Linked DNA regions of Mus musculus: region 1 is linked to region 2. A link is a contact called in ENCODE POLR2A ChIA-PET data. All regions are on one chromosome and are shown on one strand. Each heading gives the region's core, a stretch centred on a gene start or an enhancer-like site at or near the end of the contact. The rest is flanking DNA. Distances are from core to core; before and after follow the strand shown. Region 1 holds the start of C330007P06Rik (RIKEN cDNA C330007P06 gene). Region 2 holds the start of Rpl39 (ribosomal protein L39).

The links. ChIA-PET counts read pairs that join two places held with the same protein, here RNA polymerase II (POLR2A).
Region 1: POLR2A ChIA-PET joins it to region 2 with 15 read pairs in Patski. The contact joins the promoter of C330007P06Rik here to the promoter of Rpl39 in region 2. POLR2A ChIA-PET finds 5 or more read pairs at or near these places in 3 of 5 experiments (Patski and embryonic stem cell).

The regions. Positions count from the first base shown.
Region 1 is chrX:36,862,843-36,866,161 of GRCm38, reverse strand. It overlaps C330007P06Rik (RIKEN cDNA C330007P06 gene), which reads left to right and starts at 1,916. Exons shown (of 7, transcript NM_029951.1): 1 at 1,916-2,153; 2 at 2,421-2,538. The coding sequence starts at 2,030.
Region 2 is chrX:37,083,687-37,087,284 of GRCm38, reverse strand. It overlaps Rpl39 (ribosomal protein L39), which reads left to right and starts at 2,063. Exons shown (of 3, transcript NM_026055.2): 1 at 2,063-2,160; 2 at 3,197-3,300. The coding sequence starts at 2,158.

The DNA.
Region 1 (3,319 bases), core at 667-3,166, 220 kb after region 2:
TGGAGTTATTGATGGTTATGAACCACCATGCAGGTTCTGGGAATCAAACCCAGGTCATCTGGAGTAGCAGTCAGTGCTCCCAACCAACCACTGAGCCATCTCTCCAGCCTCCCACACCCAATAAATGTAAAAAGAAGACTTTTATATTTTAAATAATACAACTCCATTGAAGGTCTGGTAAACTGCTTTAAATTTCAGTTGGGATACATCTTGTGTTTCTCTAGTCACTGGCTCCTGTGGTTTTCTCCGAGATCTTTCTTTAAAATAAAAGATTACCATTGGAGCCGGGCGTGGTGGCGCAGGCCTTTGATCCCAGCACTTGGGAGGCAGAGGCAGGCAGATTTCTGAGTTTGAGGCTAGCCTGGTCTACAGAGTGATAGCTCAGTGGTTAAGAGCACTGACTACTCTTCCAGAGATCATGAGTTCAAATGGTGGCTCACAACCATCTGTAATGAGATCTGATGCCCTTTTCTGGTGTGTCTGAAGATAGCTACAGGGTACTTATCTATAATAAATAAATAAAATCTACAACAACAACAACAACACCCCCAACAAAACAGGTGGAGAGATAAAGCAGTTAAGAGTGCTGGCTGCTATATTGTAATCATTTGAAACTAGACCAGTCCCATCATATGCTTTATGAAAACCTGATGTGCCTTTGTCCCCTGAACACTGGGATTCATTTCTGCTTGGATAGCACTTAGTGTTTATTGTTTATTCCTTCAGCTATTGAGCTCTGACACCTAGATATATTGTCTGCTCCTTAGTCATAATCTCTTGCATTCCTAGAGCATTTAAAGTTAATATTTCATTTTTTATTTTCTGATATTGTGATATTAATATTTTAGCATTATAGAAGTCACACTTGATTTGTTAAGATGGGTATGTAAAATAATAAACAGAAAACAAAGTTTAAAAAAAAAGAGTGCTGGCTGCTGTTCCAGAGTACTTGGGTTCTATTGTACTCATTGGAGTCATGGCAGCTTACAACCATCTGTAATGCCAGATCCAAAGCCGCCTTCTGGCCTCTGCAGAAACAAGGCACAAATGAGGTGCACAGACATATATTCGGGCAAAGCACTAGTACACATAAAGTAAAGATATATAAACCTTAAAATAAATAAACTAGAGGTGCTAAACTAGGGGCGGGAGCGGTGGCTCAGTGGTTAAGAGCACTGGTTGCTTTTCCAGAGGACCCTGGTTCAATTCCCAGCACACATATGGCAGCTGGCAGTGACTTCAGTTCCAAGGGATTTGGCACCCTCATACAGACGTATATGCGGGCAAAACACCAATGTGCATAAAAAAAGCTTAAAAAACACAATTTAAGAAACAAAGAAGCAACGGGACTGGAGGATATAGCTCAGTGATAGAAGGCCTGTCAAGTATTTACAACACCCTATATTTAATCCCCACTACATCAGAAAAAAAAAAAAAAAAAAAAAAAGCTTCTACTTCATTAGGTTCTGAATACAGCCCGTAAAACCAAAATATTTACCAGTATATCTAAGATCTAGGTTATATTATAATGTATAGTCAGTCCTTTATTATGTCGAGTTTTACATATACTCATAAATATTCATGAACAAGAGAGCCGGCTCTCAGTATGTAAAAGTTTGCCGCTAAGCCTGAAGACCTGAGTTGCTTGTTTTGAGGTCCACTAAGTGGAAGCAACAGAATCCTGAAAGTCACATACAAGCGTGGGAAGGGGAGGGGACGCGGAGGGGGGCGCGCGCTCCGGAGGCGCCAATAAATCAAAACAATATTGACGACTGTATAGAAATAAAAGTATTTCAAATAACACGGAAGGTGTCGATATCTAAAGCTGTCTCAGCTGACTGAGCTTCTGTCAACTCAGCACCCTCCCCCGCCTCTCCCTGCAATTTAGCGGGATGGGACGTTCCGGAAGTTAATCAATCCGGTGTCAACACGTGATCAAGTGGAGAAACGGTCTGGCGCGAGTGTCTGTGACGCCATCTCGGCGCGACTCTTCATTTTCTGGGAGTTTTCTGGCTGCTCTGCCGGAGCTATGCCGAAAGTCGTGTCGCGGTCGGTGGTCTGCTCAGACACCCGGGACCGCGAGGAATATGATGATGGCGAGAAGCCCCTCCATGTCTACTACTGTTTATGTGGCCAGATGGTCCTGGTGCTGGGTGAGTGGCGGGAAGTGGCGGCTGCAAGGAAACATCGGGCTTCTTTTTTCTTTCTTTTTCAATCTTTCTCCCCGCCCCCCCCCCCCCTTTTCCTTTTCTCCTTTGAGACAAGATCTCACAAAGTAGCTCGATCTTGAACTCATTATGTAGCCTAGATTGTCCCCGAACTTGTTGGTAATTCTCCTTCCAGGAGTGCATTACCACTCTTAAGTTCAGGGTATTTTTTTTTTAGTGACTAAGCGAGGAAATTTTTCTCCATTCCTTCAGATTGCCAGTTAGAGAAATTGCCCATGAGGCCCCGGGACCGGTCTCGCGTGATCGATGCTGCCAAACATGCTCACAAGTTTTGTAACACAGAAGATGAGGAGACTACTTATCTTCGGAGGTAAGGGCTTAATGCTCTAGTTCACTGTTGGGTTGCGGTCTCTTTACGAGGAATGTAAATTACCCTATGCTAGTGTTAAGCAGCTCATACAGTTAGGCCTGATACTTTGACGTTTGTGCTAATCTCCTAACTTATTTTAATTCAACAAATTCTTTATTGTACTTTGTTGAAATGGTACTGAAATGTGCCTCTCTTGGCATTTGATGGCTATGATGTTCCAGTTACAGGCTTGAATGAGTTAGTACAACCTGTAACTTCTGCTGTTGTTATCAATATTATTTCCAGGGCTGGGGATGGAACAAGGGCCTTACTCTTGTTTAGTGGGCACTCTCCTACAGTTACATCTGCAGCCTTATGACTGTCATGTGTCAGGTACTGAGCTAGGTACCAAATCTGTGAATAAGGCACAGTCCTTTTAAAAGAAATCAGTTTGGAAACAGGCTTCTTCTTATGATAGAAAGAAATGCTGGTGCTGTGAACAAAGGCTATGGGAAAACAGGTGGGAGAAGGTTATTTATTTTACATGTGTTGTGGTCAGGAAAAGATCTGAACGATAGTGGTGTTTGTGCTTGGCTTGAACGAAGACTTCACTAGTTCTTGGAAGACGATGCGGAAACAGTCCAGGTAGAGGGAATCTGGAAGCATTATGAGCATCAAATATGTCTATGGGACATTTCAGTAGTCTTCTGTGGCCAGAGCATGGCTTACTGTTTTATAGAAAAGGCTTCATAAGTACTGTGGTGAGGAGAGTGAAATGCTTTATCTGAAGGCAATGAAAAGC
Region 2 (3,598 bases), core at 814-3,313:
TGGCTTTCCTGGAACTTACTCTGTAGACCAGGCTGGCCTTGAACTCAGAAATCTGCCTGCCTCTGCCTCCCAAATGCTGGGATTAAAGGCATGCGCCACCACTGCCCAGCTAGAAGCACATTAAAAAAAATAAAGGCTTAGAATCTAAACTGGGAATGGTGGTGTAGGGCCATCATCATAGTAATCAGGATGGCCATGGGTCTGATCCTTTACTGAGCACTGATCCTACGGCGGCACTGGGCACCACTCATACAGCACTGGCCACCACAGGAGCTCTCAGGTTGCTTGTAGCCATGAGGAACTAGCTGCTCTGCTGGGAGAAGTGAAGCTATGGAAATCAGGAGAAAGTCCAGAGCTGAGTGCAGTGTGTGTTAGGTATCTGTGAGGAAGGGAAGAAGAGGCAGGCTGCTTGGGGACTCACGTGGTCCTCAGCCTTTCACATCACAATCTCATCCCCTCCCCCGGAACGACATACACAAGGTAGTTCTGAGAATAAGTTGGCACTGATAAAAGGAATCTTTAACTTTTTATGATATCCACAGGTATTATCTTTAGTTTTCAGCTTCTTGTTGTTCTATGATGTGCTCTTTCTATAGTTTACCTTTTAGAAGTAAGGTCTCAATATATAACCTAGGCTAGCTCACAATTTATGATCTTCTGGCGTCTGCCTCATAGGGACCTCATAGGGGTACACAACTATACCTGACTTTCTGTTTTATTTACACAGCAGTTGAGCAGATGTCAAAGAGAAGTAGTTCTTACCTTCCACCTTTTTGAGACAGGGTTTGCCTTGTTTCTGTTGCTGTGTTAAATACTCCAGGCTAGCTGGCCCTCAATCTTCCAGGACTTTCTCTCCTGTCTCCACCTTCTATTGTGCGGTAGGAATCTTAGGGTTGCAGATACATAGGAGTACTTATTTATTTATTTATTTATTTAGCGACAGGGTCTATATGTAGTAATCCTGACTGGCTGGAAGCTCAGTATATAGACTAGGCTGGCCTTGAGCTCAGAGATATTGATCCTTCTGCTTCAAGTGCTAAGATTAAAAGTGTAGGCCACCACGCCCTGTATCTTCACTTTTTGGGACTTGAACTATAAGTTGGCAGGATTGCGTAACTGGTGCTTTTATCTACTAACGATTCCCCTGGCCCTGGTATATGGGATTTTTACCCCACCGGAGACAGAGTTTCTCTGTGTATCTTTGGCTGTCCTGGAACTCGTGTGAGTAAACCAGGATGGTCTCAAACTCAGAGGTCTGTCTGCCTCCCAAGTGCTGGGATTAAAGGCGTGCACCACCACTTTCCGGCGCCTTTTTTTTTTCTTAAGATTTACATATTTATTTTATTTATATGAGCACACTGTAGTTATTCACTACAGATGGTTGTGAACCACCATGTGGTTGCTGGGAACTGAACTCAGGACCTCGGGAAGAGCAGATGGTGCTCGTAACCGCTGAGCCATCTCTCTAGCTCCGCCTCCCTTTTAATCAAGTATTTTTAGGTACTATTGATAATGGGTCCGTGTGTGTTTACATGGGGACGTGTACCTGTAAATCATAAGTGTAGGTGCCCCTGGAAGTCAGAGACATGTTACCCCCTAGAGCTGGAGGGTTGTAAGCTGCCTGATATGGGTGCTGTGAATGGAACTTGGATTCTCTATAATAGTGAAGTTAGTCATTAAAAGATGTCTGCAGCCCCATCTTCCTCCCTTCCAGGGTGCATCGCCAACCCTAAGCCCCGCCCCTCTCGCAGAAGCGGGGGGAGTTGCAGCTCTGGAAGTGATGTAGGCCTTTTCCCGCCCTCCTCAGAGTTGGTCCCGCCTACTCCGTTTCCAGGTGTTTGCTAAGGGTTTACTTGGTTACTTCTCAAAGGCCACCTACCATGGCCACCAAGGCTGTGGCCCTCAGCACAATGATGATCACCTGCAGGAACAGGCATGGACGCGGAGGCCTCGGAATTACGTTCTCTATAAACCGGTTTGGGTTCCCACGGCCCCATGGGAGCGCAGGGGTGGAGCTAGGGAGGACGCTGCGAGTCATCCATCCCCCCCTAAGCTCCGCCTCTAGCGACTTCTTCTAATCGCGTTCTTCCGGTCCCGGCCTTTCTCTTCTCCATTCCTCCGCCATCGTGCGCGCTATTCTTGATTCGGCTTCTCGCCATGGTAAGACTATCGGCCGCCATCCGTCCCTCAGCGGCTTTCCTGAGGCCACAGACCGCTGTGCCTTTGTGGCAGACATGCGCAGCATTGAGGGCTGGGTGTATTTTTCAGGGTTTTAGTGTTCGTTTTTGGAGCTGGGACACCTATCGGCCTGTGGGCGCGGCATGAAATTATCAAGTCCATTTACCCTTGCAGGATGAGAACGCTCTTCCTGCAGCCTGGCAAGGGGTGCAAAGTATTCTTGTTTCATATAGCCTGGGGCTGACGGTGATCTTCATGATGGGGGGGGGGCAGAACGAGAGGCTTGGGACCACTCTTAGATTGTCCCTGATCGAAGAGCATGAATCGCCATTTGCACAGCGAGATGTCCACAGTAAGGGTTAACAGAACTTTGAGATCCCTTCAGAAGTTAGCGCGTCACTCCTTGGAGGCGTCTGCTAACAGCGCATCAGTCATTGCCTACTGGCAAGATTATGCTTATGGGCGTCTAGGTACAAAGTGGGTTTAGTATCTGAATTTGTTAAATAAAACCTCCAACTGGTCTAGGGGGACGAGTGCGCTTGGCCTTCGTTGCATTTTTTTATGTAATGGTGTTTGCCTACGGAGTGTCTAGGGCTCCGTAATCTTAGGTTAGCCAGCAATGTCACTTGGAGGTAGATAAGACTTACAGAGTACAGTACCTAGTGTCATTGACTTAAAACTGGCCAGGGTTTGCCTAACCTCAAGCCATCCTTGTTCCAGTAAGTCCGTTTCCTCTCCTACTCCAGCTATTCCGTGTTTCATCGCTGGAGCCCAGCAGACAGCCAGTTTATAGGTCAGACAGGACCTGGGCTTAGAAACTTGGTGCTGATTATGAGCCATGTTTAAGCCATTAACTCTTCCTCCAGAGAAGTGATGAGGATAAAGGACTTGGTGGTTCGAGGTCGGGGAGCTTTTCCTGGGTGTATGTTCTGCAGGCCTGATGTTAGTTTGTTGGAATTTGTGACTGAATCAAGAGACTAGGCTGTGGTGTCACTAAGCTGGTTGCATCTCCTCGTAGTCTTCTCACAAGACTTTCCGAATCAAGCGATTCCTGGCCAAGAAACAAAAGCAAAATCGCCCTATTCCTCAGTGGATCCGGATGAAAACTGGTAACAAAATCAGGTAAGCCTTCTCTTGTCCGGCTTGGAAATCGTTATGTTTTAAGTAACTTTGGGCATGGAGATACACAGTTGCAAAGTACGGTCCACCCCAGTCAATTAGTGTGCTGGGGACTCCCTTTTGAAATGTTTTTCCTTTTGTTTGGGTTGGGAGCACGGGGTTGAGAACTGGGAGGAAACACTTCTCCATTCATCAAATGGGTCTTGGGGCTCTAGCTCAGGTCATGAGGCTCCTTGGTAGTGACTAGCTTACTTAGCCCCCGAAATCCCTCCACAAACCTTTTATAAATGCTTCCTAATTT